Regions from separate parts of the Mus musculus genome. Here all the other regions are linked to region 3. Evidence: chromatin loops called from intact Hi-C (ENCODE). Cell type or tissue: left cerebral cortex. All regions are shown on one strand. Each heading gives the region's core, and the rest is flanking DNA. Links, peaks and the distances in the headings are about the cores only.

What was found. Hi-C counts contacts between places; a loop is a spot of excess contacts. Peaks named below come from ENCODE experiments on the same cell type or tissue, not always from the same donor. Only the 100,000 strongest peaks of a DNase experiment are listed, where the experiment ranks them.
Region 1: a loop joins it to region 3, with 12 times the contacts of the local background. A loop is called at or near these places in 3 of 42 quality-filtered maps.
Region 2: it touches region 3 in a loop (8-fold over the local background); 9 of 42 quality-filtered maps call a loop at or near these places.

The regions. Positions count from the first base shown.
Region 1 is chr2:35,764,038-35,774,020 of GRCm38, reverse strand. The region is part of intron 9 of Ttll11 (tubulin tyrosine ligase-like family, member 11); the gene reads left to right. Among named protein-coding and RNA genes, the nearest start is that of 9030204H09Rik, 50 kb to the left of the region's middle. In left cerebral cortex, for the core only: a CTCF peak has its summit at 8,041 (motif pointing left); DNase peaks (open chromatin) are centred at 4,390, 5,006, 5,638, 6,009 and 2 more places; H3K27ac peaks cover 4,116 bases.
Region 2 is chr2:35,710,450-35,720,432 of GRCm38, reverse strand. It overlaps Dab2ip (disabled 2 interacting protein), which reads right to left. Exons shown (of 16, transcript NM_001114124.2): 7 at 7,423-7,567; 8 at 7,183-7,327; 9 at 4,928-5,164; 10 at 3,161-3,362; 11 at 1,495-1,673; 12 at 1-580. Among named protein-coding and RNA genes, the nearest start is that of Dab2ip, 93 kb to the right of the region's middle. In left cerebral cortex, for the core only: no CTCF peak of the experiment used is centred there; DNase peaks (open chromatin) are centred at 4,740, 5,019, 5,353 and 5,546; H3K27ac peaks cover 2,425 bases.
Region 3 is chr2:35,552,082-35,562,064 of GRCm38, reverse strand. It overlaps Gm13446 (predicted gene 13446), which reads left to right and starts at 3,363. Exons shown (of 4, transcript NR_045894.1): 1 at 3,363-3,609; 2 at 3,697-3,831; 3 at 6,873-7,644. It also overlaps a transcript of Dab2ip not described here. In left cerebral cortex, for the core only: no CTCF peak of the experiment used is centred there; DNase peaks (open chromatin) are centred at 3,998, 4,570, 5,132, 8,042 and 5 more places; H3K4me3 peaks cover 2,908 bases; H3K27ac peaks cover 3,239 bases.

The DNA of each region.
Region 1 (9,983 bases), core at 1,350-9,349, 210 kb before region 3:
TCTCTAGTCTTGACAAATGCATATGATACTGCTAAGTTTTAGTCTTATGCAAAACAGTCTGTCTTCCAAAGTGGCCGTGCCATTTGTGTTCCTGACTGTTATTCTACATCATTGTCAACACATGGAATAGTCAGAGATATTAAAGAAAAAAAGTTTTGTTCTTTTATTTAACCCTCTTCGTGGATATGAGGCAATGGTAAACACCTCGCTGTTTTAATTTGAAATTTGGTACACATTTTTAATATTAATCATATTTTCTTATGCTTCTTTGCCTTTTATATACATTCTTAGGTGGGGACATCACTTCAGATCTTTGTTCCTTAAAGTTTGAATTATTTTCTTTTTATTGAGTTTTAAGAGTTCTTTGCATGTTGTAGACACAAGTTTTTCATTACATATGTATTTAAAAACTGTTTTTTCCAGTCTATGATTTGTCTCCTAACTTTGTTTTTTTAATCTTCCCCCATGCTGAGTTTGAACTTGAGGCCTTGTCCATGGTAGGCTAGTCTCATCCACTGATCTAGACTCCCAACCCCATTTTAAAAATAATATCCTTATCAAAGCAGAGGTTGTTAATTTTAATAAAGTCCAACTTTCTTTGTTTCATTGTTTCTTTAATAGATTTTGCTCTTGAAGTTGCAGCAAAAAAATTCAGAGCAAAGTCACCTAGATTTTTTTTTTCATTTTTCTCTGAAGTGACATGTTGGTATTTGAAAATGGAGTTATTAGCTAAATATGCATTTTAAGCTAGGCTAGCATGGTGTCACATACCTATGGTCCACTCTTTAGAATGATAGGAGGAGGGAGAGGCGGACGGAAGAAAGAAGAGGAGAGGGAGAAATCGGAGGAGGAGGAAAAGGAGGAAGAGGAGAAAGAAATGGAGAAAATATCCATATAAAATGTTCTGCTTGAAACCAAAGCCAGCAGATTTCAAGATTTCAAAAGAAAAGAAAGATCAGAGAAAATCAATAGAAAACAGTTGCAGCCATTACATGTATTAATCCAATTATATCAGCCATGAGTCTAAATGTGAGAGCCTCAAATTGCGGGTCCGAGTCCGTCTGCTCTGCCACTGGGCACGGCCTCTTAGGGAGTCGGAACTCGGGGAGTTTGACTACATTTATCCCATGCCACTCTTGGACATCCACGCTCCATACCATACCCACTTCTCAGAGTAGGCTTGAGATTAAATACCTTTGCAGGGAGGAATGTCTGGGAGGGAAGCTTATTGGCTAAGCCCTCCGGGCCTCTAGGTACCTCATTAGCATGGAGAACGCTGTTGATCATAGGACACATTTATGTGGGAAGCACTTTTATGTGAGAAGCATGGCATGTGTTCCAAGTCAGAAATCTGGCAGGGAGCTGGGAGTCGCCTAAGCCTCAGGTGTGTGCCCACAGAGTCTCCAGGTCTCAACCTGCTCTTCCTTACCAAACTTCCTGGCATGGTTTTACATCCCACATCAAATATGTCAATTAAAATGTGGAACCTGTTGAGAAGATCTTAAAAAACAAGAAAACAAGCCAGGTGTAGTAGCCTTTGCCTTTAGTCCTAGCACTTGGGAGGCAGAGCCATAGGCAAGTGGATCTCTGAGTTTGAGGTCAGCCTAGACTACAGAGGAGTTCCAGGACAGCCAGAGTTACTACTGATGATGATGGTGGTGGTGGTGGTGGTGATGATGAAGATCATGATGATAATTCAAAAGTAAATATACAAAGAGACGACTCTATGATATTTATGAAAACCCCATTTAAACCTTAAAAACACAGAGAGTCAAGGAAAGAGGTGAAGACACACAGACAGACATATACTCACACAAACCAAATCTGGGATGGTGTGCCTTTGTCAATTCTGGACAAAGCAGGCTCTAGAACAAGGAAAATGGCCAGAGATGAAGATGGGCCGTAAGCACAGGGTCAGTCCTCTAGTTGCACATAACAGTGCCACACATGACTGCAGCTGACAGCAGCGAGGCATTGCACCTGCAGCTCCACTGGGAGACAGTAGCAGCCCCATCTGCACCTGACAGGGGAGCTGCCCAGGAAATGGGTCAGGGTACAGGTGGACCGAACGCTTGCTCCATGGGCTTGACCTGGTAGATGAGTTTAGTATGCTTCACGCAATAAGACTGGAATACACATTCTTCTCCATTCTTAGGGAATATTAACCCATGCGTCATATTAGTATTACGTTAAACCTCCATTAATGTGTTTTTTAATATTGATTGATTGATTGATTGATTGATTGATTGCAAGACTGGAAATTGAACCAAGGGCCTGCTTGCTACATACACAGTAGACAAATTCTCTCCCACAGAGCTGAACCCCCACTACTGTTTGGTTTGGTTTGGTTTGGTTTGGTTTGGTTTGGTTTGGTTTGGTTTGGTTTGGTTTGGTTTTTGAGACAGACTCTCATTGAGTTGCTCAGATTAACTAGCCTTAAAGCAGCTGGGTAGCTGGAATTACAGACCTGCAGTGTCAGAAGGCAGAGAATTCGATAAGGTGTTATCAGACTACAGGGGGATAATACTGAAGTAAGAACAAAGAAGGCTGGGAAGCTTCTAGAATGCTACAGAGCACGCGCCTGAACACCTGTGCTCCGTCTCTGTTCTAAACAGTCTAACGTGGCTTAGCTCCATTTTCTTTTAAACATCTGGGAGAACTCACAGTGAGGAGCCCTTTAGGGCCTGGTGCTTTTTGGGGGCAGGGAAAGCTGTTAATTATTCATCAACTTTCTCTAGGAGCTATTAAGTTCGTTGGATTATGAGTTTCCTTATGTAAATTTTGGTAAATTGTCACCTGAATTACTAAATTCACAGGCATAGGTGTCATCCATGACGCTCATGCGTGGCCCTAGGTGGGGGGTACACTTCTGATGCTAACATTAGGACCCTTGCTCTGGTTGCTGATATTAGTAATGTATAATTAGTAGTTAGCGATCTTCTTTTTCTCCTCAGTTAAGCTGGCTAGAGGCTCATCAGTTCTATTGATCCCCCATCCCCACCCACAAGGATAAACTCCTCTGTTTTATTGATTTTTCTTGTTGATTTCGTGTCTAATTTCATAGATTTGTTTTCTGATTTTTACCATATCTTTGGCCATTTTGAATTTGCTCTTTTTCTGTTTCCTAAAATAAGACTTTTTTCTTTTCCTGTAAGACAGGATTTCTCTGTAACCCTGACTGGCTTGGAACTCACTGTGTAGACCAGACTGGCCCCAAATTCACTTGTGCCTCCACCTCCTGAGTGCAGAAGTCAAGGCTGTGAGTCACCACACCCAGCCTGAAAACATTTCTTTTTCCAATTTCAGAACGTCTTGCCTAATCCATGTATTTGATTCTGCAAATCTGACTACACTGTGTCCCACACACTTCAGTGTGTTCTGTTTTCATTTTTATTTAGTTCAAAATATTTTTAACTCTCTTTCGAGCCCTCCTTTCTGAGAGTTTTATATTTATCTTGCCTGGGCCCAGGCTGTGTTCACTGTGCTGTGGCTGCCGGTGCCAGAGGCCTGGGTTTCCTCTTATGCCATTGGCTTTATTTTTCTCCCCCCATTGCCTTTGGGTTTTTCTGAAGTCTCCTTCCTAAATGGAGCCTGATAATCCCCCACCTGTGTGCTGGGGTCCCGGGCTGAGCCCGGGCTTCTATTGCTGTGGAGAAGCAAGGTAACCAAAAGAAAGATGGGGAGGGAAGGGTTTATCTGGTTCACACTTCTGCATCACAGTCCACCGATGAAGGAAGTCAGGGCAGGCATCTGGGGCATGAGCTGATGCAGAGGCCATGGAGGGGTGCTCCTTAGGAGCCTGCTCATCATGCTTTCTTATAGCGCCCAGAGCCAGGGCTCGAGACATGGCTCAGTGGCTGAGAGCACTGGCTGCTCTGCCCAGCACCCACATGGCAGCTCACAACGGTCTGCAACTCTAGGCCTAGAGGATCTGACACCCTCACACAGACATGAATGCAGGCAAAACCACAAATGGGCATGAAATTAAATACATTATTAAAATACAAAAAGACAGGACCACCAGTCAAGGGGCCCCACCACCCACAGTGGTCTAGGCCCTCCCACATTAATCATTAATTTAAAAAACACAGTCAGATCTTTTGGATGCAGTTTCTCAATTGACTCTCTGAGGACTCTAGCTTGTGTCAGGTCACAAGCCAGGTTTATTCTACATCCAAACCACAAGAGCCTTCCACTTGGGTGGGGAAGATAACCCACCAGATGCCGACATTGACACAATGGTGACCTGCGAGGATGAGGCAGGAGGATCACAAGTATAAGGCCAGCCTGGACTACCGTGGGGCCCCGGGAGCCTCTTCCATGAATGCACGGCCCCCACCTGGAACTTGGGCACACTCAGCTCCATCAGTCAGCACCTACCATGAATGTGTCTCACGAATCACTGGCAGAGGCTTTCTGTGGAATCTTGCGATAAAGCTGGGCGTCCTAAAACTCAAAAGTGCTATCTGATCGGTCTGCACGTGGGCTCTCGGAGGGTCCCAGCTAGACCAAGGTCTCCAGCAGAGAGCACAGTGCCAAGGTTTCCTTCTCAAGTGTGCATTCATTCCACTGGAACAGAAAGTCACAGGGCTTAAAGCCCGAGCCCCAAGTTCTCCCAGGGTGTGAGCGTGTCTGGTCACCACTGTGGGCAGAACTGTCACCAGCATCTAGCAGGCAGTGGCTGGGGATACTGCTAAACCCCCATGATGTCCTGGGCAGCCCCAGCAAAGAGCTACTCAGCTCCAAATGCCAATAGCAACACCATTACCCCCTTGGGCTTCAGAAAAGACAACCACTGAGTCTCTCAGAAGTTCCCTGTACCCCCACCATGGCTATGCGCCACAGCTGCCATCCAGGTGAGGGTGAGGGAGGTTGTGGAGCCTCCCAGGAAGAGTGCACATCCCTGCTGGGGCAGACCTGACATCACCCAGCAGCTTCTTGGTGGCTGTGGGCGTCTCTGCCCCTGCTTTTCCTGTTCACTGCTTAAAAAGAGGAGGGAGCCTTATGTAATCGCAGCCTCATAGAACCTTCTGTCATTTTGGCACCCTTGGGCTGGGAAAACCCCCTCCCTCCTAAAATCCCATGGGGCATGGAATTCTTTCTTTCTGTTCTAAGCAAGCTCTACAGGTTACAAACTGGGCAACAGCAGAGTGAAAGAGCAGCCTTTGAAGGCACCTCTGCTGGCTGTCTGCACTCTCTGCATTCCCATCCCCCATCCCTCCACCATTTTCCCCTGCCATGGGCACCTTTATTATAGACTGCTGGTCCCCATCTCTACCCCCCTGCTCAGATGTTTCTGCCTGCCCGGAATTCCTCCCATTCCCACCATTTTAACAGCCTTGACCAGACCCTGTGAAACCCTTCCTGCCTAAGAGTTCCTGCAGTGCCCATCCCTGATATCAGCCCCAGCACTCCCTCCCCTCCCCTCTCCTCCCCTCTCCTCCTCTCCCCTCCCCTCCCCTTCCCTTCCCTCCCCTCTGATACCCACAAGTGCCTTCCTGCCAGATCCTGGTTCTCTTTGGGGGCCTGTGACTTAGTTCTGTGAAGTAGATGTGCTCTAAAATAGATGTGACTAAGCGTCCACAGGAACAGGCGGCTCTTGGTTCTCAGAGCGGAGGCTTCCAGTCCCCACAGTGGTTTCCAGGCACTCCTTAGGCACTCCTCGGGCTCTCTGAGGCACGTGGGATGGATCTCGAGGCAGTCACTTGCTCTCTCCATCCCGGGCAGCACCACCTGGCAGCCACCAGCTGCCATGCTAAGGGTGTGTGACTAGAGAAGATGACAAAATCCTAAAGTTCAAGTCTCTCCTCACTTTCCCCAGTGCGCTCCAGGACAGGATTGTGCCCAGGCACCGTACAAGAAAGAAACTGGTTTTTCAGATTTTCGTGCACTAATAAAATTACCTTCTCTAAAGAAGGCAATTTGCATGTTAATGTTTTGGGTAATTCTGTGCAGCTCCAATGCCCCCAGGGCTGCAATTTCTCTCTGACAGGGTGACAAAAATAAACTCCAGCATAAAGGAGCATTTCCCTTCCTGCCTCTGAGCTCCATGTGACGTTCTAATGCGAGTCAAGCTGGAACCCACTGCTCCATCTTCTGACACTGATCTACCTCCTTTCACCTCTCAAGTGACAGGCAGGCTCTGAAGAGCGCCTCGGGGTTGTCTCCTTGAGGACAGGGCTGGGACCCCTTGTGAGTGGACATCACCCCTACAGCCCACCTTCTCCCCCGAGGCCCAGCCTTCAGCTTCTCTAAATTCTCAAAGGTGCAGCTAGGTAAAAGGGCACCACCCACCATCTTGGGGTGTAGAGGGCCACCACATGGGTGTATGGAGTCTATGCAGCTGCCCTGCAAGGGACACGCTGTCCCATCAAGCTTGGGTCCCTCTGGTGACTTAATGAAATCAGGAAGGGAGCTTAATTCACAGGTGTCTTCTCCAGGCCAGACACATTGGTTACACATACATACATACACACACACACACACACACACACACACACACACACACACACACACAGAGCCTACCTGAGGCACTTCCCGTCTTCATGCATAGTGACTGATAGCCCAAGTAGGATGACAGTTGTGCTGTGTGTCACACAGGTGTTGCTCAGAGCAGCCAGGCAGACATGTAACACAGAAAACTTCCTGTAACCTAAGTATTATAGATAGATAGATAGATAGATAGATAGATAGATAGATAGATAGATATAATTCTGTAAAAGAAAATACCTTTCAATGAGCATAGCATAGAGTGATTTCTCTCAGGAGGTGGATCAGGGAGGTGCAACTGAAAAAAATAAACTCACTATGGTCAATAGCAACTGAGATTAGAAAGATGCAACGAGTCACCAGGCGGGATGCAGGGACAGGGCATTGTAGGCCTAGAGAGTGTTCTGGAGACAGAATGGGGTGGAATGGTAGGAAGGGAACACTGCTGTTCAAACCCACTAGAGAAAGGGATGAGGGACTTAGGAGAGTGTGGATTCCCTCCTGAGTTTCAGTCAGGGGAATGCAGGGCTGACCTGGTCTCTATTAGGCAGTTTCGGAGGCAGGAGGGCAGGTGAGGTGGGCACAGGTGTCCCACAGCCCGGCAGAGGTCAAACATCCCAGCAGGTGGAGAGCTTGGCTTGCTGTGTTTGATGTACAGAATGAAGTGTTTCAGGAAGCTGAGGTTGTAGGAGAGAAGTTTCAAAACTGACCCGGGGTTTCTGACTCCTGAAAGTAGGTAGGTGGAGGTGCCATTTATCAAGGTAGGTAAAAAAGACAGGATAGGAAAGCCCACAACAGATTCTTTGAGATGCTAATGAGGTATTCCAGAGGCAAAAGCCCCTGTGGCCTGCAGATAAGGACTGGGAGGAATTTAGATGGCATTTCCTCACTGGAGGTATTTAAAACTCAGCTAATAAATGACAGGGAGGACAGGGAAGGGGGCAAGGGAGGAGCACCCTGAGGACCCCAGCACAAGGGAACCAAGCAGCCAAGGGGGCAGGGGGATGGGGAGCTGCCACTCAGTGGATGCTGCAGAGGGAAGCTGACAAGAGGTGAGAGGTGGAAGGGGAAGGAAGACACCCACTCCTTCAAAAAGCTGTGCTAGACCTGAGGGGCCCAGAGCGGTCCTCTCCTGGGCCTGGAAGGAGGGTGCTGCAGAGGCGTGCCTGCACCTGGGAGGTTTGGCTGAGAGGGATGGGTTGAAGAGAGAAGAGGAAGAGATAGATGGCACCTCAGGCAGCCTGTTCCACTCCAGAGGTCAGGCTGTCCTGTCTGGTGGCTGACAATCAGAGAAGACCTGTGCTGGAGCATTCAATCAAGGGACAGATTTCAAAACACCTGTCTCTCCTCTCATCACTACCAAAGACCCTTTCATAGATAGCATTTTGCATGACCTTACTCCTCATTATAAAACATCTTCCTCTGGAGCTGGAGAGATGGCACAGAGGTTAAAAGCACTTTTCCAGAGATCCCGAGTTCAAATCCCAGCAACCACATGGTGGCTCACAATCGTCCGTAATGAGATCAGATGCCCTCTTCTGGTGTGTCTGAAGACAGCTACAGTGTACTCATATAAATAAAAAAAATAGTCTCCCTCCAGAGGATGTAGCTCAGTTGGTAGAGCACTTGCCTGGCATGTACAAAGCTCTGGGGTTGATGCCCAACGCTGCATGACAGTAGGTACCTGTGACCTCAACTCTTGAAGGTGGAAGCCTGAGGATCAGAAGTTCAAGGTCATCGTCAACTATACAGCAAGTTTGAGACCAGCATGCGCCACACAAGAACTTGTCACTAAATAAATAAGCAAGTAAAAAGAAGACCTTCCTGTGCAGTGTCTCCCACTGTTCCCTCAGGGTCCCAATCCCAGGAGACTTTGGCAGGATGTGACCAGGAAGTGTCCACTGGAAGAAAGGCATGGCTCCTTCAAGTATGGCATGTTCTGATAGGTGTGCAAAGATGTTTGTTACAGCATCATGTGAACATAACATTAGTAAAGAAAAAAGAAACAGAAGTGTCCCACTGTAGTGAGAGGGGCTTTATAGCTCATGATGTGTACGCACTAGGAACGTCTGTGCAGTCTGGGAAAAAGCGAGTGGATATGTATATGCAGATACAGGGAGGGGTCACTAGTACACTACACGCTCAGTGTGGCCGTCCATGCTCAGAACCCGAACACTTGGGAGCCTGAAGCAGGCAGATGAGAATGAAGCCAGCCTGGGCTTCACAGTAAAAGTCTGAAAAGAAAAAGAGAAAGAGAAAAGAAGGAAGGGATGGAAGAGAGAAAGCAAAGGAGAGCATAAAGTACAATACTCAGCCCAGGATCATACAGAAGTGTTATTGATGTGCGCAGAGCCTTGTGAATTCCATTTCACATGGATCTATCAGAGATGGCAATCAGCACGCACTTGTGGCAGTGTCAGAGAGGACGTCCTGCCACTCAGGACCTCACAGGACAATATATGAAATCACAGTTCTTTTCCTCTATGCTTGCCCCAGGCCCCTCCTCCCCTGCCTTGCTGGCAGGCGGGCAGGTGCCAGGAAGTGGCCTGCACCTGCGTGGTGGGCTGAGGTTGCAGGTCATCACCAGCTTCCCATCCCTTAACCAACTAACAAATTAGACCCCAAACCCAAGGCTTGGAACAGCCAAAGGAAGAAGGGGGAGGGGAGGACCCTAAAGCTCCTCCCACCTAGAATTAAGTGAGCTGCGACATGTGCTGGATGCATGTATTTCTCCTTCAAGGCGTAATTGCTGTGCAAGGTCCTGGGACAATGCTGTCTCTGACATTCTTTCTAAGTCAGAGATGTTGGCAGCTTGCTGGGGAATGAGTTTGGAGCCTCAGAACACCCATGAAGCCACTGGTCACAGAAGAGATATCTGGAATGGCATGAAGCAGGGAAGGAAGGATGATCAGTTCTCAGGCGCCATCTTCCCAGTGCGTCTGAAGCATCCGTCTGTTATGGTGGAATCAGGGGTGATGTCAGATGGAAGGAGACTGGGACCACGGGTCTCTGCCAGGGCCAGCCTGTGACCTGTGATTAATGAGAGATGGAATGTTTACTTTCACCCTTGACTGTTTGTCACTGGTGTCGCGGGCTTCTAGGGATAGTGATTTTTCTGCACGGTCTATTTATGGCTCTGTCTCCACACTTACTCATTTCTCCATCCAGACAAGGACAAAGGTGGAAGTGGCGTCTTCCTGCTGTGACGCTTGTAGGCAGTGACCGTGCACGCTGCGGGAATATTGCAGACTTGCTACCCTTTAGTCCCTGTATGGCTGGGCCTTGGGGGGTCTTTCCTCCTCATTCCGGCTTGAGAGAAAATGAGGAAAGGGCAATGGTGGGGACCCCAGCACTACCCCTATGTTGGTTAGTTTTGGTCGGTTTGATACAAGCTAGGGCCCTCAATCAAGGAACCGCCTCCATTAGATTGGACTGTAGGCAAAGCTGTAGGACATTTGGGGGGCGGGGCTGATGTGATTGATGTGTGGGCCCAA
Region 2 (9,983 bases), core at 1,021-9,020, 160 kb before region 3:
AGGCCGCCTTGCCAGCTCCTCTGCAGCAGTGCTGAAACTTCCTAGTTTGGCAGCGGCTGCCAGCTCTTCACTGTTGCTGTGAGAGCTCAGGGAGCTGTGGCCTTCAGAGCCTGAGTCACCAAGGCCACGGGGTGACAGTGGCAGGCCGGCCGCCATCTGGTACACAGGATTCTGGAAGGAAAGTGGGGCCAACAACTGGGGCCGTCCTGGTGCACCCTCGGAGGTGCCTGGTGTGGTTGGTGTTGGCACTGCCCGCCGCACTGTGGCCAATCCTGCCAGGCTCACTGGGGCTGCCCTGGCTGGCCACCCAGCCAGCAGCTGAGTCGCAGGCACCTGCCCGTCAGCAGGTAGGGCGTCTGGGCCCACTGGGGAACCTGCCTCCCCATCCAGCGTGCGGGCGTCCTGGAGGTCCACCATGGACAGGCTCTTGCTGCCATTGGCCATCTGCAGGTCAGGTTCATTGGCTTCTGAGTAGCTTGAGCTGCGGGCAGGTGAAGGCTGGACCCCGGAGGACCTTGTGACAAAAAACAAGTCCTTGTTTTCGGGGGTTGGAGACGGTAACCGGGTGAAATCTATCAGACTGCAGGGAGACAAGCACACACAGGGAAAGAAGGGAAAAACCGTGAGTCCAGACCAACAGCACCACCATCTGCAGGCCTGGCAGCCTCAGGCAGGTCTGCAGATATGGCTGGGTGGCAGAGGGGCTAAGAGTCCCAGGATCACTGGTGAGGTAGCTGGTCCAACAGAACTGCTCTCTAGGGACCAGCCCTGCAGGAGCATCTTGGGACAATGGCTGTCAGGGTCTAGAAGTGCCCCACGGTTAAACCTAAGCCCACCCTAAACCTAGCTTAGTATCTCTCTGCTATCCCTGGGCTCTGAACTGTATCCCCATTTTCACAGTTACCGAGGCTCCCTCTGCCTCCTCTTCTGTTCCTAGCCAGCCTGGTAACTCTAGTGGGGGCCTAGTGAAACCTCCCCTGCCCTGCCTCCTTATGCTACCCTTTTTGAGTGACAGGCGGGGGCTGACATTCCTGGCAAAAAACAGGGTATCAGAGGAGTTGTCAAGGACACGAGAGAAGCAGGCAGGCCTGAATCTCTGCTGCAGGCCATACCCCCTCTCACAGCAGTCCTCTTGCCCTGCCTCCCAAGTATTGGCACCACCACGCGCAGCAAGAAGGGGTATTTTTAAGAAGCACAGGTCCCGAGGAAACGTCAGGGATTGGGGTCAGTAATTATCCCTAAACACAGACTTTCTCAGCCCTCTGCTCGGGATCGACCCTGAACCCAAGAATGTCTTTCCTAGACATGCACCTTTCCCAAAGAGCAGAGGCATTCCTCCTTCAAGAAGCCTGCTCTGATTTATCTCAAATGGAGCTCATCTCTTAAGTTTGCTCCACACACTCAGGGTCTCACCAGGCTTCTTGTGAGTGCATGTATGGGCATCATTTCCTTGCTGGCACAGCTACCCCGCCCAGCACAGCCCGCAGCTCTTACCCAGAGAGGTCATTTTCAATCACCATCTTCTGAAGCCCAGCAGAGACGCTGCTGCTGCCGGAGCCCGGGGTGGAGGCCAGGTCATTGGTGCCAGGGAGCTGCCCACTGCCAGGAGTGCTCAGTGCTGTGTGGACATCCCTCAGGATACGAGGCAGAGGTCCCAGCTTCGACACAACGCTCTACAAGAATGGAAACAGGCAGTTGTCACCTATGTCACAGAAACTCAGAGCCCTGACCCCCACCGGTCAGACCCAGCAAGAGAGTACTGCAAATCTGCTTTGTCATAGCCCCCAATCTCCCAGCCTACACTTCCCTACCCAAGAGGCATCTCTGGTAGCCCCTCAAATTACCTACTTCATCAAGGAGGTGGGCTAGCACCCTCTGATGCCTGAGCCTGTAGAGGCCAGATACAGAACAGATGCAAGGTGCTGGTCTAAGAAAGGACAGTGCCTAGGCCCAAGAGAGGAAGGCCTAGTGCCTTCTGAACCTCCGTGTCACAGCACAGATGTGTAGAGGATTCCAGCTGAGCTGAAGGAGCGGACACTACCATGCAGTGGAAAGCCCTGAAAGAAAGAGCTGGCAACCCCATGGCAGAGCTGTGGGGGCAACAGTTCCATCTCACATTCTTGTCACACCCTATTGCCTGTGTGACAACACTGATCATTTTCTGTACTTCCTGCCTGGTTCTGAGACCCATGGGACAGTGACCAGCATACTGGCTCAGGAACGGAAGGAGGGAGGAAGTCATGAGCAAAACTGCATTCCTGCAATTTCAACAGCAAGAGTGGCAGCGAGAAGTGGGTGAGATACAGTGTTCCCACTACAGGATACTCCACTGCACTAAAAGGCCAGAGGTAGTGGTGAGTAACGTGACATGGGAAGACACTCACAATGTGGATGAGAGGTACAACAACCATGTACAGCTAAGTTCTCACTGGAAAACAAACTGAAAGGCAGAAACCCACATGTACTTGTGCCTGAATGTAAGGATGTGTCTATGAGATGGCAAAGCAATCACCTCCAGGATGGACAAGAGGCGGGTACCAGCCTGGGGTCAGCAATCATCACTTGTGTAAAGTGATTCCCTAGCGCCCTGGAAAGCAAGGTGAGTTAAGAAGTGGTTCCTGGTAAACACAGTAGGCTACAGCCACTGAGATCAGCAGGGCTCCAGGCTAGGGAAGGGTTTCTTGGGCCAGGTAACTGAAGCAGCGTCAGGCATGCAGGGACTAATCCTGTCCACTGACAGCTAATGGCAATTATGAAACAGTTTCTTTTTTTTCCTGAATTTAGGACCAAACTCGGGCCTTGTACATTGCCACTGAGCTCTAAGTCCTGCTCTACAGAGGTTCCCAAGTCTGATCTGTCACATGGAGGACCTCAGTATCCTTTCTTTCTCAGTACCTACAAACCAAGAGCACGGGCTTTTTCAGTAAAGCAACTAAGTCAGACCCTCTCCTCTCCCGCTTGGGTAAGGAATGAGCATCACTGTGTACCTGGGCTATCAGAGCTGAGCACACAGGGGTAGACCTGGACCTAGTACGCAGAGCTAACGGCTATAACGGCTGGGGAGTGAACATCCAGAGAGAGCCCCACTACAAGCTGATTGGCCCACAGGTGTAGGGCCTCCAACCTAGCAGATATACCATCTAACCCAGGCAACAGGCACCTGATCAAGCTGGCTGACAGCTTCCCAGAGCAGGGAGTGCAGGCTAGAGAGCTCCCGGCCCAGGTCTATGTAGCCCTCGAAGCCTGCTGTGTTGGAAAGGGTCTCGGGGTTGGAGATCTCCAACAGGAAGCGCTGCATGTTGGTCCACTCGTGCTCCAGGAACTGGTTCATGAAGGACATGTATTCTTCCTTGCTGCCAAACCTGGACAGAAAAGGGTGGCCAAGGTGAGGCCCTTACCTGAGTCAGATCTCATCTCCTTCCTCACCATGGCTGCTGCCAAGCAAGGTTCGGAGTCACTAGGGCCTTCTTCTCAAGGCCAAGACCACTCTACCCTCTTCAGAACGGAAGTCACTAGAGTTTTCCGTGTTTCCTCTAACACTGCCCATTATGGGCTCCTGCCTCTTCTCCTCCAGATTTGCAAGCCAAGCACAGAGGTCAATTTCAGATCCACACTTGGCTCAGGGTTTTAGTCATCAGGAACACCCCCAAGACCAGTGCCCTCCTCCGGATTCCCCTTTCTCAGGGAAGAGACCATCATCCACTGGACAAGTCAGAGGTCTGGCAGTGCTGTCAGCTCCCCTTCGGCCTGCTGACCTGATCTTCTAGTCACCTACTATCTGTCCCTAGGCCACTGCCTCCCCTCCCCCATGCCTATCATTTTTAACTGAAACCTGGCTATAGCCTCCCTCAGTCTCTCTTATCAGCCATACCATGTTCAGTGGAGATCCTTTTCAGGATCCAGAAGAGGTAAGGGCCATGTTGTGTGGTCCATCTCTGCACCATGTGGCCTTCAGGTTCCTGTGGCCCCCATGGGTTACTTCTCATCTCTCCTAGACTCCTTTGGTACCAGGCCCTTGCCATCATGCCAGCCTCTGTTCCTTATCTGAGCTAGATGATTGGCCTTCCTGTTTTTTCTCCCCACAAGCCTTTGCTCCCCTGAGACTCTGTCATTCGTCTTGGTCCCACCCTTTTCTCTACTGGACTTGCCTCATGCCTGATCATGTCTACAGTCAGGGCCCAGCTCAGACAGACCTGGGCAAGGGCTCAATCCAACTATGAATTAATTATAAGACTACCCAGCCCTGCCACTTTAATCTACTCTGTCTATAATGGCAGCCAAGGGGTTCAGAGAGATGGCTCAGTGGTTGAGAGCACTTGCTGCTCTTGCAGAAGACCCAGATTCAATTTCCAGCATCCACATGGTACTTCACAGCCATCCCTAATGTACTTTCTGTGCGTCTGATGCCCTCTTCTGACCTCTGTGGGCACCAAGCACTCATGTGTTATACAGACAGACATGCAGGCAAAAACTCACACATAAAATGATTAAATCTTAAACAAACAAACAAACAAACAAACAAAACTTCTACAAAACCACCAGAAGTGCTTTACAGGCAATCATTTTGGCAGCATTAACCCAAGTGCCCAGCTACTCAGGAAATCAGCCATTCATTGCAAAGTGGAGCTTGGTGCTAAAAGACATACGAGAATCCTTATGGCATATTATGATAATATGTTAATTCAAAAAAGCAGAAGGAAAAAATATCTTCTCTTCCCACCTCTGAAACCCAAAGAAGCATACCAAACGGCACTGCACCACTGGGAGGGTGGCTGTGGGGGAGGGTTTATTCTGAGGTAAGTGGCGGGGGAGAGACTAAGGGGGACAGAAACAAAACCAAGGCCTACTTCACTAGTCCAGGCCAAGGTCACACATGCACCAAGTTTCTGTCCCTGTGTACTTCAATCCCATGGGACACAACACTCACTTGGCAAAGTTGGCCAGGTTCTGGGTGACTTTGGCAATGAGCGTGAGGGTGCGAGCCGTGCGGTCGTCAGGATACTCCTGAAGCAGGTTGAAGAGCGAGGGTGACATGATGGCAGGGCACAGGAAGCGAAGGAAGAGGGAGGCGCTGATGAGCCGTTCACTGATATCTGGCCGGCCTCGGCTGCTACACTCCTGCCGCCATGAGGCGAACACCTCCTTAAGCTCCCGTGGGAAGACGCTGCATAGGAACAAAGATGGGCCTGGGGGTCAGATCTGTTTGAGTCACATGGAACCCTGAGTTCCAACCACAGCTCTATGTTGATGGTGGAATGAGCTCAGGGCTCTGCAGCCACGAAATCTCAGACATTTAAGGAAACAGCCAGCCAGGGTGGGCAGAGAGGCTGCTCAGCAGACAGGGTAGACTCTCAGTGAAGGGTCCAAGTGTGCTGAGCGTGGAGGCGGGTGGAACTGGCTCCATGCCAATATAAATAGCAAGAATGCCACTACAATCGCGCTCGTCCTCCCAAGGGGAGCACCTCTTTCTGCTCCAACAATAGGCTTCTGGGTCTAGAGGCATGAAGAAAGCCACAGGGCAGGCAGATCGCTGTTCCTTGGGCTCCTATTTCTGGCTATCAAGACTCATCCCTCTGCCTGAATGATGTCATAGGAATCTGGGTTTCCCACAGAGCTCATGATGACTGGACAGGGAGTCTCCCCAGCTAGCGAGAACACAGTCTGTCATGAACTAGCTGGGGAGAGAAACAAACTTTCCTGGGGTGACAGTTAAGAAGGCACTAGCACAGAGTTCTTGGCTCCATTGAATACCCACTTTAGGTGAGTTTCCTACCTTTTCACCCCAGGGCATACCAGACCCCAGTGCTCCTTGGACCTAGTCTACTACCGACTCTGTCCTGAGCCCAGCAGACAGGACGTGGGGCAATAAATGAGGCAGAGTCAGCAAGGCTGCCTAGTGAAATGGGGGTAGGCAGTCTACTGCCAGGTGATGTCTACTGATGGTCTTGTCCAGAAGAGAAGTCTCTTCTAGATGACAGAAAGAAGAGACTCCTATCACAGAAGGTCTTCCAATGGAATGGAGAGCAAAGGTTGAGAATGCAGCTTAGTGGGGAGATGACAGTGTGTTCCGAGGGTGCTCAAGGCTCTACAATTGTCCCCTTACCCCAGAGAAGCATCGCATGCAAAACAAGCTGAGGGACCAGGACAAGTGGGCACTACCACAAGCACTGGCCACACTGACCCCTTCCTAAGGTCACGGTTTACCCAGGAGGCCTGCCTTTGCCTATCTGTTGGGAAAGGCAAGCACTTCCTGTGGCACCTCTGAGCTAGTGCTTCTGACTGCAAGGGTATGGACGATTAGGTTACATGTAGGGCCAGACTATGTAAGATCAAAGGAGACGACACGGGAGAAAGAACCAGACAAATGTGGAGATATGGCTTTGGAGTGGCTTGGGCAGGACGAGCATAGCTCTGAGCTGAGATGATGGTACAGGCACCTAAGTAGCTTCTCTCATGTGGATACAAACTCAGCACTGTGGCTGGCAGCAAGGCCTACAAGGTCAGTCCCATGTGTGCTAAGCACAACCAGGGTTAGCACCAGGCCAGCAAGGCGTCATAAATGCAGCAGGTGCCTAGGAAACCGGCCTTAAGAGAAGCTTCCCAGGAACGAATTCCAGCCCCATTTGTAGCCCCAAACAAGTAACTCATTTCTACTGTAATACTACCCCTTTCTTCTCTGCTCTGTTTCAGTCAGAGGACTAGCTAGTGCTCCCTCAGTTGATACAAGGGTAATAATCGTCAGGGACAGGCAGATGAGGAGCCACTGGAGCAGTGCCAGGACACCAGGGCTCTAGCTCCATGTTGCACCGGCGCACTGACATTCGCCTCTGCGTGTGCAGGGTGCTCACCAGTTGTAGGTAGAGAAACAGCCATTTCCAGGTTTTACACTCTCTCTCTCTCTCTCTCTCTCTCTCTCTCTCTCTCTCTCTCTCACACACACACACACACACACACACACACACACACACACACACCTTACAGGTATTCTTGAGTGCTTTCCTATATTTAAGAACTCAAAAAGGGGCGTGACAGGAACCTGGCCGTCCAACAACCCAGTGGAATCAGATGCTGGCACCCAGGGCAGGAGTGGGGGCATTCAGACAAAAAAAGATAGTCAAGATGAATGGAAGGGAGGGATTAGGCCAAAAAAGGAGCACACAGCTCCCAACAGGTGGCACTAACCAGTAGGAGTTGATGATCTTGCAGAAGGCCAGCTCACAGCACATCTTGAGGTTGCCCTGGTGCTCAGGGAGGTCAGCGGATGAGCACTTGCTTGGGTCCACTTCACAATTTTCATCTGACTCATACAGAGCTTTGATGAACTCACCTGTGGGCGGGCGGGTGAGCATGGAGAAAGCAGTGAGGGTCTGATGAGCACCGCCCAGCCCTTGCCACCTGCTGGCCCTGTAATGTCCCCACTACCTAGTGCGTCCTGCAGGTACTTCTGGCCCACAAGTTTGAGGTATTCCTCGATGGCCTTGGTGGCCAGTGTGTTCTCCCGGAAGATGAGGTGCTCATTGTCCCCACAGCGGTCCACCTCTGACATCATCAGGTCTGTTAGAAAGTCCTAGGGAGGCAGAAAGGGAGCAGAGTGGAACTGAACTGAGCTGAGCTGGCAGAACCATCACTGTCCTTGGCTGCTGGACAGCCCAGCTGACCATGGGAAGACACTGGCAGAGGAGCTGAGCTGTACCTTGCCTCTGGCTGTGGTATCTGACAGGATGAGAGCTCCCTTCCTCTCAAGCCCAAAGTCTACAGGGCAGGAGACGATGCCCAGCAATCTAGCATGGGCCAGGGTTTCTGGAGTTCTCAAAACTCATTTCAATGTGCCCAACTTTTGAAGATCTTTTGAAATACAGAATTAAGACCTTAATCCAGGAGGCCAGATGACCAACAAAAGGAAGGGCTGAGAGATAGGTGGGTCCAAGAGGAAGCTATGGTTGACAACCCCCACCCCCACCCCACGCACATCTTGGAAATACAATCAGAGGTAAGGACCCATCCCTGCTGAAGCAGCACCATGACTTCTATCCAAAGCCACCATCTTCCTGAAGTTCTGTAACAGCTCTGGACCTCAGCACTGGGGTAAGACATGAATCCTAAGAGGTGGGCAGCAGAAGAGAGAAAGCAAGGCACAGAGCAGATAGACAACCTGCCCAAGGCCCCACAACCATCTGGGGTCACGTTCTGCATCCAAGATCACAGAAAGTTCACTGAGAGGGGAGTCCTAGGATGGGAACTGGAAAAGCACACAGCTTAGACAAGCAGGACCTAAGAGCGAGCAAGAGGTGTCAGGACTCAGGTCTGGGGCCCTCGGAGTGCAGCTACATTGGGAGGGCAGTGTCTCACAAACAAATAGTCTTCAGCATGAGTTCTATCTGGTTCAAGAATGCCCTGCTAGTTCTAGATTGTTCCTGAGGCAATAACCCAGAGACATCAGTTACTTCCTACCCCTTCATTCTCTGTGTGCCTCTTGGCTACTTCATATATCAGCTTCCCAAGCCATAGCAGCCCTTGGGACTGGGAGCTAAAAAGACTCAGCAGCAGGGAAGGTTAAACCTTCCAGCTTACTCTCTTCAAACTCCCCAGAATCTCTAGCCCACCACCACCAGCAAAGCCAAGCCCGGCTGTATGGGCTGGAGAGCTGGTTCAGCAAATAAGAGCACTGGCAGCTCTTCAGAGCCAGCTTTGACTCCTAGCACCCACATGGTGGCTCACAATCGTCTGTAACTCTAGTCCCTCTTCTGACCTCTGTGGGAAGCAGGCATGTATGTGGTGCTCAGACATACATGAAGGCAAAGCAAAGTCCCTGTACATATAGAATTTTAAAAATGTAAAAACCAGACTATAACAACAACAAAAACCATGCAGTATTTCAAGAGTTGGCCTAGCTGGCAACCTACCCAGCCAGCCTGAAGGCAGGCATATGGGGAAGAGGGTCCTGAAGACATGGAAGAAGGCAGCACTCTCCCTAAGGAAGTCCTTTTCCCTCCCTGTCCTTCTGCAGGGCCAGTCAGTCCAGCAGCCAATGGAGGATGCAGAGGACAAAGGGCTTCCAACCAGGGCCTCCCCCTGCCAGGGCCTCTAGGAAGAGGTTAAGAGTTGATCAACGGTTCATGGAGTCTTAGACCACTGAGCTCTGCCCACTGAGCATCCAAACCCAGTTCCCCTCTTGGGCCTCCCTGACTACAATAGGCTGGGGCTTAGGACATTACCTCAAAGTGACCCTCTACTCCCATCCTCATACAAGCCTTCGTTCTCAAAACTTTATCATTCCCTGGCCCGTTACCTCAAGTCTCCCATAGTGCAGGGGCTAGTAGAGCTCAAGTCCTTTCCTCTGACTCTTTGTGGACAGCAATTCCCAAGGGACAATGAGTGGTGACTGGAAAGCATCTCACCACACTAGCAAAGCCCGTTAGAACCATGCGCTACTGAAATGGTGTGCCTCCTGGAGATATTCCGTTCTCTAGACCAGTTAGGTGGAGCCAAGCTGTGTCCTTTCTGGACCATGATCAAGAGTGGCAAGCACTAAAAGGTGGCAGCAGCAGCAGCTGGGTACCTCTGGCTCTGAAGCAGAGCCCAACTGCACGGCTTTCTAATCCCTATTTCTACAGTCACCAGGACCATGTCTGGCTGTGCATACTTAGGAAGTGTGCATACTTGTACACCTGTGTGTAAAGCTCCATGTGAAGGCGTGGGTTGAGACCAGGGCTCTGAAGGTAGCTCATCTGTTGGGAATAGCTGCCAACCGGTATCTCACTGGTATGTGGGTTTGGGCTTACATGCTGGAAGAGTCCAGGCACACTCCAGCACGAGCACAGCAGGGGAGCCCACTCAGCGCTACTAGTTCTGGTCTATTCTCTGTGCAAAGTGCCTTCAGGGCGCGGCACTGCTACTGGTAGAGTACAAAGTTTTCCCAACGCATGGCACAAGGCTCAATTTTAGGGAGCCCATGTGGCTGAAATGGATATACCCCAGTCCTC
Region 3 (9,983 bases), core at 1,127-9,126:
CTCTATGTATTTATTTGGAGACTAGTTGTCCTGAAACTTAGTATGTGGACCAAGCTAGCCTCAGATTCATGGAGATCCACCTGCCTCTGCCTCCTGAGTGCTGGGACTTAAAGGTATGTGCCACCACACCAGGCTTAGGTTCACTTCTCAACCTCTGCTGTTTCCTCTGTGCACATCGGTACTGATGGCTATGATTCCACTGCCCAGGGACCAAGCCCCTGAACATGAATGGAAGCAATGTTCAGCATGTCTGCCTTCCAGATGGGAGGGAGTCTTACACAACTTCAAGAAAGGAAAGCCTAGAGTTCCACCCAGCTTGCATACATCCAGCTTTGTTCCCATCAGGTTCCCAGGACCCTTCAAGAAGCTTGGTGAGAATATCACTGCAAGGAGAGAACCTTCCAGAGTGCCTCTGCCCCAGGCCTTTGCACCGCCCTTCTGTCTGCCTGGAATGCTTTTCTTTGCCTCTTTCCCCAGGTGAGCTGCATCCACTCAGCTCATTGCTCACACAACAGCATATTTGGACACCCACTAAGGCCAAGCAGAGAGATGTGCTCTGGGGATTCGGAGAGCTTAGAGATTAGAGAGGGCTGCATAGTTAATCCCATACCAACAAAATCCACAAAGCAGAACAGACTGGACAAGAGACAGCAAGACAGTGAGGTCTGTTTCAACGGACTCAGGAAACATGAAGGCTTCTCAGAAAAGACAACTTTCCAGGAGCCAGGACAAAAAAAATTTAGAGTTAAATGGCTGAAGAGATGGAGGGGGGATGCCCCAGACAGAAGGAACAGCCTGTGCAAAGGCCCTGAGGTGGGTCATGCCAGCAGAGCTGGTGTAGGGGAAAGGGACAGAAGTATAGGTCTATGGCTCAGACCTAAAAGGCAAGCCATGTGTGTACTAGTGGGGAAGGGTCAAGAAACAGGAGGAAGGCATGGGTGGTGGCTGTCCCAGAAGCCAGGGGAAAGAAATGGTTCAAGGAGGGAGTCATGGAGGATCTGAGTGACCTGCCCACACTCCCGTGGCTATGCTTGGTCATAGAGCCTCCCAGGAAGAAACCAAGGCTCCCTGATCCAGGAGCATCACTATCGCTATGGGAAGGGAACCAGACTTATCTTTTCTCTCCATATGCCCAGACTGAGGCAAGACCACGTGGACTCAACAGAAGGGAACCATCCACAGGCTAGGAGCAGAGCCCTCAACAGAAACCAGAAATCAGGTCACCTGGAAATGGTCTTCCAGCTTCTGGGTCGGTGAGGATGTGATTTCCACTGTCAGCCTACAGCATTGTGTCGTGGGCATCCTCACTCACAGGGGCTATCAATGGCACAGAGTTGCCTCTTTCAGAAAGCCCTCCTTGACATGGGGGAAGGGGTTCCATGGTGCCTGGGCTTCTTCCTTGGAGGCCTAACTGGGCTTTGTACTAACCTGGGAACTGCATAAAGGCAGCAGCAAAGTTGGGCTTCTTGCCCCCCATCCTCCTACCACACCCCCGGCTCATGACCTGAGGTAGTGTGGACAAATGAATAAACAGATGCATGGTAAGAGCTGGAGAGGGGGCTTCCTTTCTCGTCCTGACCCGGAACGAGTTTCAGCTATAGATTTCTGAGGCTGGCTTGGTGGGAAGCCAGTCCCTGCTCATCTCTACTGAGAACAATCCCAGAGAGAATAAGAATACAAGGGCTCTTCCTCTGCCCTTCCTGGCCTTGCCTGGAGTCTCCTCTGTCCCAATGCCTCTTTCCTTGATTCAAGACACACACTTCCCCGCCATAGCAGAATCCAGGAGATCAACAGGCTAAGACAGGGGTCAGGTTGCACACCACTGAGATAAAAACTGGCTCAGTTTCCAGCCTCGTCCTGCCCAGAGGTTGCTGTTGGCAAACACAGGGGACTGAGAGAGGGGCTCCTGAGATACCTCTGGATGGGAAGGGGCTCCAGGGAACTCCAGGGCTCTGCCCAGACATGTTGATCCCTGCAACCACTCCGCACATCCACAATTTTCCAGGTTGGATCGGATCTGTGCCTTCCTGGAACAACATGAAGGAACCTTTATGGGTCATGCCCAGGCCATGCCACGCTTGAGATGGACAATTCTGGAAATGCCAAGCCTATCTATCTTACAGCCCAGACTCTGTGTCCTCAGGCTCCCCTCCAGGAACATATCCCTCCAAAGCAGGTCTGGGGATTCATGGGTGGCCTCCCGTTCCAGACCAAAATTTCTTCCAGAACAGGAGCTGTATTCCTCCCTCCTCCCTCCTCCCCTCCTCTCCAAGGACGGATTGTTACATGGATAAAGTGTCCCACTGATCACACAGGATACAGTGCCCTGTCGCCTTACTGTCTGAAGACATCAGGTTCACAGTAGGGCCTGGCTCAGCCCCACTGGGGGCTGCAGCTTGAAGCATGGCAAAATTCTTCTCTCTCTAGACAGAGCTGGGCTGCTGTAGGAGGAAGGGAATTTGGCCTTGACTCTGGGCCAGGCAGCCAGGCCTGGCTGGAACAAGGGAGTCTGGAGAGAGAAGAGCTATCTCATTTTAGTGGAGTGTGTGGTCTCCAAAGGGCCACAACCCTGAGAAGACTTGCCTAAGTCGTTTGCCATGGAAAACCTCCTTGGCTTACAGTACCTTACCTTACCTAAGGGCCCTGTCTCCCCAGTAAACCCTTCATCCTGCACTCTCAACCTCCTCCTCTCATCTTTACTCCTGCCCTCCTGCTTCTCTCTGTTGCTGGGAGACAGCCACCATATGCCAGCATCCTAGCCAAATGAGCTGCAGCCTGGCCAGCCAAGTAGCCAGTAAGCTTGAATACCTGTGTCCCTGGGGTCCCAAGCCTCCTGAAGCCCCCCTAGAAGAACCATTCTGTGGTTTCCAGACCACAATCCCACTCTGCCTGGGCTCTGACCACAGCAACTTTTCTCCAGCATTTTGCTTAGGGCTCCCAGGACCCCAGGGGAGCTGAGAAGGATAGCTCCCCAATGGCAGCAGCCTGGGGGCCTTGTGTACCAGAGAGGAAAGCGGGAGCTCTCAGCTCAGCCCTGGCCTTTAATTACAAGGTACATTCAGTTGCCTGCTCATTTCTGCTTCTCTGCAGACCTCACTAATTGAATTTGCCACAGCAGCAGGCAGACCTAGGGGACTGAGAGACCAAGGAGCAGGGGGCTATAAACTTACTTCCTTTCCTGCTTGGCCAAGAGCAAAGTACAAGAAGCCAAGAAACTCTATCCGGTTACCGGACCATGCCAGTGCCACGTCTAAGGGGACCCTTCAGCCCCATGACCCAAGGCCCAGGGCACCCATGTCTGCCCTAAGCCCAGAGACCAGGTGGCACCCAGATGCCTGCCTCCCCCGACCCATTTCAACTCTGATTCCCAAAGCTAAGCAAAGTCTGCTGGAGCAGTGGGCTAAAATCCCAAACTCTGCCACTTAGCCACTTAGCTGGCGCGGCTCACCTACCGTAGGAGTCGCCTGGGTCCAGGAGGGAGTCGGGCTCCATGGCGTGTGGGCCCCTGGGCCGTGGCCCCACCTGATTTATGAACCGAGGCCGTCTCCATGAGCGCCTGCGCTTCTCCTTTTGTATTCCATCTGGCGGCTTCTCCAACTAGATGACTGGGTATTCCTGCAAGCAGGCCCCTTTCCAGCCCTCGCCTTCATACAGTACATTTAAAGTAGCAGTAACCTTTTTTTCCTCCCCCCGCAGCCTGCCTGGAAACATTAGAAGGGACAGAGGCGGCGAGATGTCTAAAATAGGAAGACGCTGGGGACGGCTGGCCTGGCTGCCCGCGTTGCTGGCTGCAGGGATCTGGTCCGGCTGTGCAGATGGAAAAGCTAGAAGGTAAGGCTGACACGGAGCTTAACATCTGGAAGCTGGTTCTGGGACCTCAGAAACCCGTGCGAATGGATGGGGAGGCTGACCTCCTCGTGGGAGGGAATAAGGGTGTCTGCTGTTCACCGCCTAGCACCCCAAAGCCCAGGGGCTTCTCCCAGGCCTTGCAGGAACCTCCCACTCAAATCTGTTCTCAGACATTTCCTGCAGTGTGGGATGCAGAAATTGACTCATCCATCCATCCAGTCACTAAATATTTTTTTTTGAGAATCCAGTCCTTGCCAGACACCGTGCTGTGCTGGGTCTGCAGCAGAGAGCAAGGTGAAATGTCTGGCCCACTGCAGGGGCATCGGCACCCGGCTGTGCTAGTTACTGCAATGGAGCATGCAGGATCGTACCCCTGGAGCACAGAGAATAGGGGCTCACTGGAATGAGCGAGATGGTCATGGGTGCTCCCTGGGGGAAAAGGCACGTAGCAGTTAGCCGGGTAGAGAAGGATGAAAGGCATGCATATGAGACATTGGGTAGTCGTCAGATTTGTTCTAGTGGTTAGAACGAATAGATAGAGCTGAGCAAGAGATGGAGAGGGAGTTCAGAGAGGCTGGAGTTGGACATCTGGTTGGTGACATGATTCCAGTTGCCTTAAGAAGACCTCTCTGGCCATTGTGTGAAGGATGGGGCAGGGATGGACAGAGCATGTCTATAGCTTCCACAAGAGCAGCTGTGGTCACACGGGGACAAGTTGTTAAGCCCACCCACTGTGGTACCGTTTGGAGTGTTTACCCACCCGTTTCCCAGGAAAGTCTCCCAAGGGTGGCTTCTGCTAGAAACCCATTTCATAGACAAATACAATGCAGCTTAGAGATGTGTCCAGGCCACAGCTTGTGAGTGACCACCTGGGCAGGTCTGGGTTCCAGAGAGGTCACAGCCTTGGCACCAGGCAGTGGAAAGACAAAGAGGCTTTCATTAGCTTGGCATCACCCTGGCCCAAACCAGTGCAGGCCAGTACCATGGGCTCCTAGCAAGGAGTCCAGGAGGGGAAATGCAAGCAGAGTGAACCGTGTCCAAGCTGATGCAGAGGCAGGAGCAGAGACCTGTGCTGACAGGGGAGTATCTGGTGGGGAGCAGACAGACTGTCACGTGACTAGAGAAGGTTCCAGTGAGACGAGCACAGAGATAGAGCTCAGAGGACCAGAGGGACAACTGGAGTGCAGGCTTGCTCCAGGGGCCACAGGAAGCATCTGTTCAGACAGAGGCTGACCTCCTTTCCAAGGGGTGCCTGGGTGTCCCTTTGAGCAGCCCTTTCCCAACCTCCCCAACACACAGTGCTGCCTGCTGAAGAAGAGATACCTTTGGCCCTCTGCCTAGCTGAACGCTGAGATCCGAGCCGTCATTGGCCTGCTTTTTTGGAGGAATGGCTGTGGAGTTGGGTAGAGAGATCAAGAGGAGAGGGATGGGGGACATACGTCTACAGGACTCAGATCAAGTTTTTTCTGCCCTAAGTCCATGGTATGGGCTTGCACTGGCTTGGACCAGGGTGATGCTGAGCTAGCGGCATCCATACAGTCTATCCCAGCTGCTACCTAGCGGCTCCCAGAGAGCCAGTGGCTGCTGACGTGGTCAGCCTGGCCACAGGGAGGTTCCTCCTGCTCCTTCTCCCCTCCTCCACACTTTGAATGACAGGATCCCGGCTCCCAGCCTCCTGCTGCCTTAATTACAGGGAGGCCAGGCCCTACCCAAGCCTACTGTGGGCAGCAGGCTCCCTGGATCTCCTCATTAAGGGTGCCTGGGGAAGGGATACTGCAGGGGCTGGGGGGAGTTAAGTATAGGGAATGGGACCATGTTTCCCCAGCAAGAAGGTGAGTTCTCTCCGGTCCTGGGGCATCCTGGGGGCTCTAGGACTCACTACAGATCAGCAAACACTGGGGAGACTGAGGTAGGAGGGTAGTGAGTTCAAGGCCAGCCTTAACCACATTAGTGGGAATCTAAACTGGACTGGGGCAGGCTGGCAACAAGATGCTAGCTTAGTGTTTTGGTAAAAGCACTTGCTACCTAAGCCCGACAGCCTGAGTTTGATTTGCGGAAATCACAGCAGAAAGAAACAACTGAAATTTGTACTTTGACCTCTCCATGCTTGTAGAACACGAGTGTGTGTGTGTGTGTGTGTGTGTATGTGTGTGTGTGTGTGTGTGTGTGTGTGTGTGTATGTGTGTGTGTACATAAAACTCTACATTCAATCCCCAGCAGCACGTTAACCAGATGTGGTGGTAATGCCTACAATTGGGAGACAGAGGCAGGAGAATTGGAAGTTCAAGGTCCCACAGCTACAGAATGAGTTCAAGGCCAAGTTAGGCTATTAGAGTTCTTATTTTTTTAAAAAAATGATCAGAGTGCATTATGTGGAATTCCTAAATAATCAACAAAAATATGTTTGCTTGTTTGTTTGTTTGTTTGTTTGTTTTTAAAAAGGGTAGTCCCCTTAGCTAATAACTAGACTATGCCCTTAGCTGCTGGATGACTGGAGTAACTGGACCATCCTTCAGGGCTAACACTAGGCTAGAAGGAGAAGACAGCCTAGGGCCCGGCCCATCTCTCACAGTCAGTGGAAGGTATGGCTTCTCCCTCTCTCCAGCTCTGACCCTCTCCACAGCTTGGTGCAGCCAATGGGGAGAGCAGAGGCCCGTTCTCTAGCCAAGGAAGCTGAAGGACTTGACAAAGCTTTTCACAATGAAGTCCAGGGCAGGAAGTGAGTCTTGGTGTCTGTACCTCCATCATGGGCTGCTACCCTCCCCAGCTTCTTTTCCTTTTCCAGACAAGGAACAAAGCTTGACTCTCTGGCACTTTCTCCACCCATAAGTAGACATGTTTACAGATGCACCCAGAGTCCCTGCTCTCCAGGGCTCCTTTGTAATAACTGTGTCGCCACCACACTCTCCCTTTCTTTGGTGACATCAGTGCTCTTGGCTGTGACTGTTGGACTTGCTTAGCATTACTTCCGGTTGTCATACAATCAAGCAACCTTACAATCAGTGTCCTTCCTTCTTTTAAAGACAGGATCTCATGTGGCTCCCCAGCTGATGAAGAACTCACCGTGACGCTCAGGGTGGCCTTGAATGTCTCCTCTTCTGGCTTCCACCCCTTGAGTACTGGATGTACAGGCGCGTGGTACCACGATGGTTTTCACCTCAGCGCCAGGCACTGAACCCAGGATTGCATGCATTCTAGGTGAACGTTCTGCTGCCTGAGCTACATCCCCAACACTGTGAGGAATGTCTTCATGTACCCCACTCGTATCCATCTGATGACTTCTGTAGGTTAAACTGTAAAACCACAGTTGGTGGAGCAGAAAGGCCTGCAGGCTCAACATTCTACAAGTGCTGACTTTGGCCTAGCCCTGGTATGAGGCCTGGTGTAGCCAGCATTCCCACTGTTGTGTGTTTATAATCTAGCTGAGGGGAAACACACTCTTTCATCAAAGATAGATGCTATTGAGAAAGCAAATAGAGGCCCAGAGGAATCGGATCTGAACAATGGATTGATGGGTCCTGCTGTGCAAAGTCCAAGGGGCCATCAAGCATGAGTGGGCAGAGCCACCGCAAAGGCTGATGGGTAGAAGGTTCAAGATGATGGCCAGGGTGTCTAGAGTGGGTGGACAAGTGAGAGGATGGCTTGGGGAAGAGAGGAAGATCAGAAGCAGCATCATGGAGAGCTCTATGGGCCGGGAAGTATGAAGCCCATGGCAAGGGGTGGGTCCAAGAGGCTCCTTGGCTGCTGCCACAAGTGAACTCAGAGAGGCCACCTAGGACATTGCTATCACTGAAGGTAAAAACCCTGGGAACTCCAGCAGGGGGTGGGAGTTGACGGAAAGTGCATAGATTCAGGACACCTGAGGGGATCTTGAGTGGCATTGCAGGGCCAGCAGAGAAGCAGGGTGGGGGTGGGGGTCCAGGATGACCTGGAGGCAGTTGGTCTGCTCCAGGGAGAGGAAGAGGGCTTGGGCGGGGCACAGAGAGCTCTGCTGTAGCATGTGATGATGGAGGAATACAGGCAGATGCACAGAGATGTCAGAGAGCTCAGAGCGGCAGGAAGGATGGGTTGGGGTAGCATATGATGTGGGTCTGAGACCCACAGCTCCCCATGAAGTCTGTTAGGCCAGCCCAGCATGAGATCTTGCTCCAGTCACAGTTGCCTTAGGCACAGAAAGGAGTTAAATAGGGGCTGTGGGTGTAGCTTAGTTGGTAGGGCGCCCAGCTAGCATGCAAGAACTCCTGCTTCCATCCCTAGCACTGCATTATAAACAGAGCATGGTGATCCTAGCACTTAGAGATGGAGACAGGAGGATCAGAAGTTCAAAGTCACCCTCTGGTACACTGGAAGCCATTCTGGACTACAAGAGACCCTGTCCCCCCGCCCCCGCAAAAAAAAAAAAAAGTGCATAGAAAAGAAGGGAGAAGAAAAAGTAAAGGAAGAAAAGAGTGGAGTGAGACATCAATCAGAGTACTGAGGGGCTGGGAGCCCTGCAGGAGGCATGAGGGAGAGAGGACGTGTGCCTGGCAGCAAGCTTGATCATTGCTTGCCTCTGCAAAGGTCAAACTACCAGCCCAGCATGGAAGTAGTGCTGCCTCTGTCAGGTCCTGAGCCTGGCCCAGCCGGAAATCCAGATGCCCAAAAGGAAGACTCAGAGCTTGCAATCTGAGAGCAAGAAGAGAGTGAAGTAAGAACATGAGGGCTAGTGGTCAGCTCGGCAGATTCAAGAAAGCATGGGGAGCGGGGCTGGCCAGGTAGGACTGTGACGGATGAAGAGGAGTTCACAGGACCGGAAGCAGGAGGCGTGGGAATGCATACACTGAGATAGTGTGCTCCCACATCCTTCCAGTTGTCTCTATGCCCCAGATTTTCTGCTTGAACTTTCCTAAGGCCAAAGGGAGGCCAGGAGGAGCCCAGATGCCCTGCTCCCACTGAGCTAAGTGCTGTGGTGTCTGGCCAGGCTTAATGCTGCCTGGACACTGCCTGGGCACAGGTGGCAGAGCTCAAGACCAGGTGCCAATCTACCTGCCTTGGTCCAAAGCCCACTCCATCGCACCCGCTGAGCGACCCTCAGCACTCAAGCTCCCTTTTCAGTGACTCAGTTTCCTCTTTAGTGCCTCTGGAGCGTGAGGGTAGGCCCTGGAGGGCTGCTGGGTAATTCATAAATTGGGCAGTTGAGGATACCCTGACCTCTGAAGACCATAGCACAGCCCCCAGGAATGTGTGTGATTGGCCCAACGTGGCTTCGTCCCCACATTCTCTTCATGTCTTCCCCTTCCCTCTCCCCCCACTTCTTTCTCCCTCTGTCTTAGTAACCGTTCTGTTTTGTGAAGAGACATTATGACCAAGGCAACTCTTATCAAAGGAAGTATTTAACTGGGGGCTTGCTTACAGTTTCAGGGGGTTAACCTATCATCATCAAGCAGGCAGCATGCCTGCAGGTAGGGAAGCATAGGGCTGAGGGCTACAATCTGATTCACTGACAAGCAGGCAGACCGAAAGAGAAAGACAGAGACAGAGACAGAGACAGAGACAGAGACAGAGACAGAGACATACAGAGATATGGGGGCATCCTCATTCAAATCACCACACCCTCCCACCCCAGCCACATGGCAGCCTCTCGGGCTTTGTTTTGGTTTAGAAGAGAATATTGCTATGTGGCCGTGCTGGAACTTAGCATCCTCCTGCCTCAGCTTCTGCAGTGCGGGGATCACAGGTGTGTGCCAACATGGACTTTGGCACTCTCCCTCCCACCCCAGGGCCGCAGCAGTGCTTCTGCAGGAGTAGACCCTTCCCCCAAACCTACCCCAGTCCTTGCTCTGATCACAGACTGTGGTCCAGAGCCACCCTGTTCACCCCACCCCGGCCCCACAGTGATTTCCTCCGCAGACCTCCAAATGGTGCATACTCTGCCAGTCCCCACCCTCAAAGCAGGTCCATCCTGTACTTAGAGCATCCAGAGGAGCTCCTAGCAAACCCCAACAAAGCCCATGATGGGGGGAAGCTCAGCTGTCCTTTTTCTCCTCCTCAATTTATTGGGCACACAATGCAGTGAACCCTTGGACCTGAGGAAGCGTCCCTGGAGTATCCTGTCTGTGACAGGTATCTCTCATTTCCCTGGCTTTTCTTAGGTC